2 separate regions of the Mus musculus genome follow, and region 1 is linked to region 2. Evidence: chromatin contacts called from ENCODE POLR2A ChIA-PET data. All regions are on one chromosome and are shown on one strand. Each heading gives the region's core, a stretch centred on a gene start or an enhancer-like site at or near the end of the contact. The rest is flanking DNA. Distances are from core to core; before and after follow the strand shown.

Evidence for each region. ChIA-PET counts read pairs that join two places held with the same protein, here RNA polymerase II (POLR2A).
Region 1: POLR2A ChIA-PET joins it to region 2 with 13 read pairs in Patski. The contact joins the promoter of S100a10 here to the promoter of Tchh in region 2. POLR2A ChIA-PET finds 5 or more read pairs at or near these places in 3 of 5 experiments (Patski and embryonic stem cell).

Annotation. Positions count from the first base shown.
Region 1 is chr3:93,551,327-93,556,451 of GRCm38, reverse strand. It overlaps S100a10 (S100 calcium binding protein A10 (calpactin)), which reads right to left and starts at 1,335. Exons shown (of 3, transcript NM_009112.2): 1 at 1,241-1,335.
Region 2 is chr3:93,440,059-93,445,185 of GRCm38, reverse strand. It overlaps Tchh (trichohyalin), which reads right to left and starts at 2,856. Exons shown (of 2, transcript NM_001163098.1): 1 at 2,719-2,856; 2 at 1-1,793. The coding sequence starts at 2,856.

The DNA of each region.
Region 1 (5,125 bases), core at 86-2,585, 110 kb before region 2:
GAAGGCAAGCTCTCTGACAGAGAGTTTCTACCTAATTTGAAGTATAACATGCAAAAATCCACTCCTGGAAGCTGAAACTGAAGCTTGGGGAATGGGGGGGGCGGGGGGGAGAGAGACAGACTTGGAATGGTTCTGCCAGTCTAATTACTGCCCTTCCAGGCAGCTCAGACAAGAAACCCCTCCTGCAGGTTGGTGGCCAGTTAGTTGTGACTCATTTCCTCTTGGAAAATGCCCTGGAAGATGGCACAGTTCCTCTTTTCCTTCAGGGAGCGATCTGTTCAAACCATCCACAGAGAATCAGCAACCAGCTAGGCCACACCCAAGGTCTCACAGCTGAGTCACAGGCCACAGATCACTAGGAGAATCCAGGAACCCTTTGTGCTAGCCCCACCCTGCAGAATGTGTCTGGCTTTCCTGGGGTGGGGGGTGGGGGTAGGAAAATGAGGGAGGTGGGTCCTGTGGATTTCAGAATGTGGATCCGGGCTCTGCTGGTCTGTCACATTTCTGTTTTGCTTGCCACCCACTCAGCAATTTCTCCAGAGTCCTCCCAGGCAGGGCTAGGAAAGAGGTCAGTCATTCCTGTTGCCAAGCTCAGGCCGTGAAGCAGGTACGTCCCTCTCACTGCACCACATGAAAATTAATCCCAGACTGAAGATTCTTCACCAAGCCTGCTCTCTCGTTCCATCTCTCTCTGGTTCCCTTTATTTAATCCGAGTAGCTAGAGGAACACTTGGTAGAGAGACAGAAAGTCCTACTTTAAAGATCCTTCCGAAGCAACCTGGAATTTGCACTGAGGCTAAGGCAACAAGCAGAGCAGGGTCCTTCAGAAAGGGAATCCTCCAGCTGCCAAGCCTCCAGTCCTCCCTGGCCAAAGCGGCTCAAACAGCCTGAGCTCTGCCTGTAGCCTGAAGCTTCATGGAACTGCCAACTAGGACAGAGCGCAAGCAGGTTCTGCTAAACTCCAGTTAACTCTAAGACTAGTTGCAAAGTAGAAAAGATGAGAATGAAGAACCACATGCCGAAAAGGAGAACAGAACAGCGGCTCCAACGCCAGGATGGGGTAGCTCCAGACAAGACTGGCCTCCGCCCCAGCGAGTCTGGGGGCATCCGAAGCAGTGTGCGAGCTGGAGGGGTGGCCCCACCCAGGCTCGCGGGGCGCGGCTCCTCGCGAAGCCTGGCTGGAGGCCGAAGCAAGCGGGTGTGGGGTTCCCAGAGGGCAGATATTAGGTGCGGGACTCACCTGGGCCCCGAAGCGCAGCAGTCCTTGGAAGAGCTGGGCACACCACGATGAGGCTAGTGCCGAAGACCGCGCGTCTTTGTACGCGAGGCGGGTACAGAGGGCGGAGGCGCCCCGGAGCGGGAGGAGCCTGGAGGGCAGGCATCTGCCCTCCCCACCCATCCCTCCCTTCCTGCCCCCCACCCCGCCCCACCAGCGCTCTCTCTCTCTCTCTCTCTCTCTCTCTCTCTCTCTCTCTCTCTCTCTCTCTCTCTCTCTCTCTCTCCTTCTCTCTCCAAAACACAAGGCAACACACACGCACACACACACCCTTCCCACTCTGCCAACAGACTAACTTTGCCCGTCCCCAGGGACAGCCCTATTGTAAACGTCCCTGCGGAAGAATGCTCTTAGTATTTCAGGGCATTCTCATCCAGGGCCGTGCCCTTCCTCTCAGGTTTGATTTTAGAAAGTGGGTGAGTGTAGAAATAAGAATCCAGCCGTCTCGGGAGGCACAATGGCCAGAACCAGAGCCAAGAGCCTCTGCGAGAACCTGCAGGGTTAGGAATAATTTCCTAGATAAGCAGGAGGAACGCTTCTACACCTAGCTTGCTCTAGGACCTGGTCTTGGGGTCGCCTGTGTTGAGTGCAGAAGCAAGGCCCCTGGGCTTCAGCCTAGCCTTGCCACCACTGAGTGGTGAGGATCAGGGCGTGTCCTAGTGCTTGTCAGCTTCAGGAGCTTCTTTGTTACAGGGTTCACCTTTCCTGGTACAGTTTGTGATTTTGCTTGGTCGATAGTTTCAGCTGTGGCCAATATTACTAAGATCTGTTTCGGAGCCCCCTTCTTGACTCTACTTGGCTCTAAAAAGCTCTTTGGAAGAAACTTCTGGAAGATATTTAGAGACGACTGAAGTGTATCCTAACTGACAACCACACCCTTCCCTGATACTTAACATTATTTGTGGTTTGGGATTAAATGCAGTTATTGGTGACACAGCCCAGTCCCTAGCACTGGGGTTTCCCCTGTTCCCAGGGGAAGTCCTAGAAAGGATGAGAGATTCCAAAGGGATAAACAGAATTAGGGAATTCTCTATGCGCCACCACGTGACAGTCTCGGCAGAGGTCAGGAAAATCCAACTTGGATCAGCTCTGTTTTCTCCAGGGTCTCTGAAACCTCAGTTCTGGCTCTTCAAAAGCAGTTTTTCCTTCCAAATCTTCCCACAGGCCTCCCCAGGTCGTCGCAGCTGTGGAGGAAATCTCAGGGAAAATGTGATCGAATTTAGAATACTCCTACTCACTGGTTTTCTGGGGCATGAGCCTTAGAATGTTTAGTTTGTGCTAGAGCCTGTTGATTCAGAGATGGGGAATCAGTTTCTTCTTTCAAAGAGCGCCGAGGTTTCTGAAGATATTGTAAACAATTCCCTATGGTTGATGAGCAGTACAAGAATGTTGGACAGGGGCTTCTAAGGCCCCATAGTGGGGCAACAGTCTGATTCACAGAGGAAGCAACATTTGATAAGAACTCAACAATTAATCATTGTGATTCTTTAATCTGAAAATCTATTATAACCTTTTGGGCAGGTATAGAGGTATAGAGGTGTCGGAGTGCTTTTTAAAAAGTTATTGTGTGTCTGTGCATGTGCCTCCATGTACATGTGTGCCAGAGCACATACGTGGCACTGTGAGAACAGTTTTCAGGAGTCAGTTCATTGGTGTGGAATTTGGAGCTAGAACTCAGGTCATCAGGCTTACACAAGAGCACCTTTACCCTCAGAAACCCCATTGACCCAAATACCACATTCCCTTTGTGGAGGGTTTGGAAAACAGCAGCTAAAACAATAATTATTTATAAATGTATGGACCAAATAATAACTATTTTCATGTATTTTGTTCTAGTCCTATACATATGGTTATATTGATTTTTTTATATTGATTTTTTTTTAGATTGACAGTATCCTCTTTTGTTCCTTAGTATTCATTCTCTCCCCACCCCTCAATATTTTTGAGGTGCCAGGCTTAATCGGGATTGAGCCCAGGTCTTCTCACATGCTAGGTAAGTCCTCTACTACTGAGTTCTATCTCTGGCCCACTTTTGCTTTTTCTGTGTCGCTGTTTATCAAGATCACCATGATCACTCACTCGTTTCCCCCCTTTTCGTTCCTTTAGTGATTTTTTTTTTCAATCTGCTAGCAAGGCTGTAGGATTCTGGAGTCCTAGTGGGTGCCGCCCCACAAAGATGCTGAGGGCACATGATGAACAGAGCCAGCAGGATAGACACTATAGCAAGTGCTCTCTCACTAACTCCCCATGAAGCTCCTTAGCTGCTCTGTGAACTGAAGGTCCATGAAACTTCAGCTCCACTGCTAAAGATGGGTGTGGTGAGGCATGTTTTTAATTCTTGCACTTGGGAGGCAAAAAAATTGTGCATTTGAGGCCAGCCTGGCCTATATAGTGAGACTGTCAAAAAAAAAAAAAAAATTAAAACCAAAACCTCTCTCTCCAGGAAAAATGTACCCAGCCAAGTTCTTTCTGCAGGAAATGGCTATGCCTTGTTAACCACATGGACAAAGTGAAACCAACCCTACTTCCCTACTAACAGTTGACTGGAGCAGAGACCAGTTCTGTAGGCTGTACAGATTTCTTCACGGTACAGGGCACAACACAGAGTACTACACAGAAGGAAACTGTAACTTCCAGGAGCCATGAACACTTCACCCCATCAATATCTCCGACAGATTGGTCCTAGACACAGAGAGAGCAGGCACTGGAGGAACAGGGCTGGGTGCAGTGTGGCCCCTGGAATAAAGAGGAAGTAACTTACAAGTTGTCCACCAGGCACCTTCCAGTGTGCAGAATGCTACCAGCAGGAGAGTTGCTTTACTGGCAATGCAACACTAGAGATTCTTCCACCTTCTCCAAGAGGCATAGTAATAAAATCCCAATACCAGTGCTCAATTTCTCTTCCACGGGGTAGAACTGTTTCTGGGAAATAGCCACTCAACCAAGGATTAATTTCCTAGCACCTCTTGCATCTGGCTGGGACTATGTGACTAGTCATCCCTGGAATGAGATTACAAGTCAGGTGAGTCATTTCCATATTCAGGCAGCAAAGGTGACTTCTCTATGTTTCTTCTTTATGTCTGCCAAGACTCCAAGGCTCTTGGGGTAGAAGAACCACAGCTGGGAAGAGCCTCGATCCCCAAATCAATACAAGGAAGAAAATTGCTTGTTGACCAAGAACCCATCGCTGGGCAAGTTGGGCTGAGGAGGGGGATAAAAAAAAGCCCCAAGAATTAGGGTCTTTTGCTACAACATAACCCGAGTAAATGGAGTAACATTCTTTTGAGTGCTAGTATTTTGGGCAGCACAGGGTCATTGACCAATCTGTCCTAGATACTGATAGGGTGAAGTATTCATAGCTCCTGGAAGTTACAGTATTTTCTTTGTGTGTCGTATCTTTGTGCCCTGTACCATGAAGAAACCTGTACAGCCTAGTCTAACATTCTGTCATCTACCAGATACTAGGTAAGCATAAATCATAGCTGAAGAAACTTTATTCATCAATTTCAATGCCCTTGGAGGAGTCATAGCAGTCAATCCTGCAGGTTCAGTGCTCTTCAGTTACACTGATCTGGTCAAGCCTTTTGTTTTGTTTTGTTTTGTTTTGTTTTGTTTTGTTTTGTTTTGTTTTGTTCTGGCAAAACAGAAAGGAAAAGAAGAAAAACTGATTTAAATAGATATGACTATACTAGTGTACCCAAAATAGTGAGAGCTGAATATTAAAGTTGTTTCTAACTATAATATTATTATATAATACAATATTATATAATAATATTATATAATATAATTAATATATAATAATATTATATAATCCTCATTTCTGCAACTGGTTACGTGGCCTTAATTGGT
Region 2 (5,127 bases), core at 1,607-4,106:
GTGAAGAGCCTGTTACTACGAACTTCATTTTCTTTCCTTGGTTGCCACTGCCATTTCAGATCCCTGCGCTGATCTTCATCCCGCAGCCGCTGCAGGTCCTCCTCCTGATACTGCCTTTCCTGCTGCAGGCGCCTTCTTTCTCTCTGCAGCCGCTCTTCCTCCTGCTGCAGCCGCTCTTCCTCCTGTTGCAGGTCCTCCTCCTGATACTGCCTCTCCCGCTGCAGGCGCCTCCTTTCTCGCTGCAGTTGCTCTTCGTCTTGCTGCAGCCGCTTTTCCTCCTGCTGCAGATCCTCCTCCCTGCGGTGTTTCCTCTCCCGCTGCTGGCGCTGCTCTTCTTGCAACAGCCGTTCCTCGCGTAGCTCCTCCTCCCTACGCTGCCTCTGGCTGGGTTTGGCGTACAGTGTGCGGCGCCTCTGGCTTTCTTCCCTCAGTTGCCGGCTCCTGTTTGGCTCTCGGCGTTCCTCCTGGAGTCGCCTCTGTTCTTCATCTAGGAGGCTGTCCTGGAGCTCTGCTCGTTGCAGCTTCTCCTCCCGGAAGCGCTGCTCCTCCCTGTCGCGGAACCGCTGCTCCTGCTCCAGGCGCTCCTCCGCCCGCTGCGGCCTCTCCCACTGGTTGCGCTGGCGCGCCTCCTCAGCGGGACGCTCCTGTTGGAGGTCGCGGCGCTGCTCCTCCTGCTCCCGGAGCTGACGCTCCCCCAGCTCCTGGCGAAGCCTCTGCTCCTGCCTGCTAGGCCTAGAGTAGACCTTGTTCTGACGGGCGTCTGCCTCGTTTTCGAGCTGCCACTGCCACCTCTGGGTAATGCTCTCGTCGGGTTCCCGGATCCGCGTCAGCTCGTCCTCCTCAGCCAGCTCCTGCCTCAGCTCTTGCTCGCGTCTTAGCTCTTGCTCACGCCTCAGTTCCTGCCTCAACTCCTGCTCGCGCCTTAGCTCTTGCTCGCGCCTCAGTTCCTGCCTCAACTCCTGCTCGCGCCTTAGCTCTTGCTCGCGCCTCAGTTCCTGCCTCAACTCCTGCTCGCGCCTTAGCTCCTGCTCGCGCCTCAGCTCCTGCCTCAGCTCCTGCTCGCGCCTTAGCTCTTGTTCGCGCCTCAGCTCCTGCCTTCGATTCAGCTCCTGCTCGCGCCTCAGCTCTTGCCTCAGCTCCTGCTCGCGCCTTAGCTCCTGCTCGCGCCTCTGTTCCTGCCTCAACTCCTGCTCGCGCCTTAGCTCTTGTTCGCGCCTCAACTCCAGATCGCGCCTTAGCAGGGGTTCGCGTAGCTCTTCTTGCCTGCGCTTCTGCAGCCTTCTCTCTTCTGTTTGGCCCTTGCCCTTGAGTTCCTGCCTCTCTTGCCTTTGCTGTTCCTCTACCTCAGAAAACTCCTCCGCGTCACGACCCTTACTCCAGCCAAGCGGCTCTTTCTCTGCAAGGCGTTCCTCCAGTTCTTGCAGTTCTCGCCTTTGCAGTCTCTGCTCTTCATCGCGGTGCTGCCTGTAGCGCTGCTCCAGCCGCTGCTCCTCAGCGCGCTCCTCCTGCTCACGTCTCTTCTGCCAGCTTCGGCGCCCAGGTTCTTCGTCCAGTTGTCTGCTTCGGGGCTCGAATCTCCTTTGGTCTTCTTGCCTGCGATCTTGTGACAGGTTCCTCTTTTCATTGGGCAGGGCTCTCTTCTCGCCTAGCTCTGCGGCCTGATCGAGAGCATAATAGCAAGCTTGAGCAATCTTGAAAAGGAACAGGAGGAATTCGTTGAAATCAACACGCCCGTTGCAGTCGCGATCCAGAAGTTCTAGGGTCAGGTCTATCGTCTCAGGGTCATGTGGTCTCTATGAAAAGATTAAAACAAACAAACAAAAAAGTTTTATAATTAATTATTTACAAGTAGTAAACTTTTGCACTCACGTTTGTTTTGGGGAGGGGACTATTTGGAGCGATTAGAAAATGCACAGAGGAGCTGGAGAGATGGTTTAGCCGCTAAGAGCACTTGACTGCTCTTCCATAAGTCCTGAGTTCAATTCCCAGCAACCACATGGTGGCTCACAACCCCATCTGTAATGGGATCTGATGCTCTCTTCTGGTGTGTCTAAAGGGATCGACAGTGTACTCACATATAAAATAAATAAATAAATCTTTTTAAAAAGCAAAGAAAATATGTTGTCCTGTTTCCCCAGCTATGGAAACAACTCATTTCAAAACATACTATTGTTGGAAATTTTTGTTAATTGTGTGCTGATCAAAACAACAAATTCTTTCTAGATGAATGAATAAGAATGGTTTCATCCTTGTGATCAGTACAATGGAATTTAAGAAGATTTTCAACAGATATTTCTGCTTGAAATAGCCAGTGCTCCTGATTTAAGTCTTATTCCATGTTTGAAGAAGAACTGAGATATTTACAGCAATGCCATTTTAATTGCGAAACAGGCAAATTTCTGTTGCTGAAAGTTGGAAGATGGTGCGGGGAGTCTTTTCAGGTCCAACTAACTTGATCAGGCATCATCAGTGGTAATGCCCTATTAACTTACACTTCATTCCTACTAACAATGCCATCAAGACCATTAAATATATGCTATTAACTTCTTTAATACTCATATTACAATACAGATTTAAATAACTCGGGCTCAAAAATGAATGTAGCCCTGTCATGTTTTAAAACAATATTGATCAATATTCATTGCTCTGGTCTTTCTTGGGAGAAAATTTGATAGCCCCCACACCTATAGATTTCTTTTTGTGTATGTGAGGTCTTACCTGAAGGACATCTCCAAGTTCTCTCTCAAGGAGGTTTTTCAGGTCTTTCTTGCTAAGTGATGCTCCATCACAACTTTGTGATGCATATTGATTGAAAACTTCAGTGATATCGACAATGCTTCTTATAAGTGGAGACATTTTTTCTTAAAATTCAAGTAAACCTGAACAATAAAATAGGATTAAAAATCAAATCTCTGCTTCTGACTTTGGGAAAACTTCATTCACACTGATTTAAACAGATCTTTGGATCTATCATAGTTATTTTAACTTGCATTTTCAAAGCATTTTATCTTTGAATACTATATTCAGGAAGAGGAAGAGAAATATTGAAAAATTCTAAACCAAGAAATCACCTTCATACTATATTACAGTCAACTTTTCATTGTCCATCAGTGTAGACTATCCATAACCTCCCTCCCCCTGTTTTCATTTCAGCATATTTCAGAGCAGAGAATGGAGTGATGAGGGAAAGAATTTAAATTCTACATATTGCTATTCATAGCAACACTTAAAGTTGAGCACAAAGGATAGGTAAAAGCAATGATGTGAAGAGAGACTTGAGCATCTTCAGAAATAAATATGTAACCATGTATGCTAATTGTGTTTTCAAAAACATTGCAACAAACAGAACGGTGGAAAGAAAATGTGAATTATTTCTTAAATATATAGCCTATAAGACACTAATTCATGTCATCCAAGTGAAACATTGTAACATCTAGATAGAACAAGGCAGAAAAACAATGCATGCTATCTATCTTAACTCAGACATAGTATGGCTACCCAATCTTCTATTAATGAAAATTATTTGAAAGATCCTTTCTGTTTGGTTAACCAGTCAGTGGGCCAAACAAACCTGAAGAACTTTGGATGATATTATTCTTAGGGCTGGCTTTGTTAAACTCAAGTAAATAGTTTGAATGTTGGATTATAAAAATAGGAGGGACTCTGGGAATGTAGTTCAGTGGTAGAATGACTGCTAGTATGTTCAAAATTGTATGTTGAATTCCCATAATGTCAGAACAAAGCAAAATGCACAGCAAGGACAATGACAACTGGCTCATGTTAAAAGAATATTTGGATGGCTTTGCTGGCTGCCTGCATAGTACCGCATTTAGGTGAGTACTTTATATCATTTCAACTTCAATACCTCTTTTGCCAATTCAGATGTGAACTGTGTAAGAATGCATAAAAAAGAGATCAAAAGAGTTTGCACACCTTTGAGATCATAGTTTTTCAGAAAAATGAGTCTCATAAGAGGCACACATGACATTTCTTGATGCACGTAAGTATTGAGTTCAGAGCCTTGGAAGAATTGCTGCTCTTGGTTCAACTAATGGCTCTGACCATGAGGAGATGGAGTAAGCTAAGCATGCTGGTTCATTCCTTTAATCCTAGCTTCCCAGAAGCAGAGGCAGGTGGATTCCTGTGAGTTTGAGAACAGCTGGGTCTACACAGTAAGGTTTAGGCCAGACAGGGCTAAACAAGACCTTTCCAAAAAAGAAGAAAACCAAGAGACAGATGAAGTGAGATTTACCCGATACTGGAAGGTGGAAGTCCCTTCTGGAAGGTAGGACCTACCTCTATTCTCCCAACATGTACCATGGCTAGAAAATGAATTATCATAGAATATCATCCCATAGAATGGAACTTACCCACTTCACCAGAAGAAGAAGTCAAGTGCTCACTGACACTGCTGGCAAGTGTGCTAGGTAACTGGGAGCCTGGCCTTTTATAGGGGTTTAAATTGTGCCCCGGGGAGCAACTTAGGAAGGAGACACCCACTCTGTGGGATGACCTGATTCATTGAAATCCCAGCTCCACCTCTGTCTCCAGGAATGGCTTGTTTATCTCACTATTTGCTCACGTAGCTATTTGGCACAGGGTTCACAGGACTTGTCTCCTGACTGGGTACTGGCCCCACCTAATACATAAAGGAGAATATTCTCCAGATTTTCTAATTTTCTTTCATTGTTAAAATAAAAACATAAAAACAAAGGTGATGAGTGTTCTAAAACTTGATTTATTATGGCTTCAAAAAAATTCTAGTCATTTTTTAAAGATTTATTTTTAAGTGTGTGTGTGTATGCATGTGCACATATAAGTATAGGTGCCTATGGATGCCAGAGATGTCAGATTCCCCTGGGACTGGCCACCCGACAAGGATACTAGAAACCAAATTCAGGTCCTTTACAAGAGCAGTAAGTGCCTTTGACTCCTTGGCCATATTTCTCACTCCTTAAAACATTTGTTTTTATGGAAGATACAGATTCTAGGTTGACAGCAAACAGGATTCTTCCTTTTCTTCTCTTTTCTTCTCTTTTCTTTTCTTTTCTTTTCTTTTCTTTTCTTAACATAAACCAATGAGAACCAACTAACTTCTCTATGGTATGGTATGTAGCACACCATGAA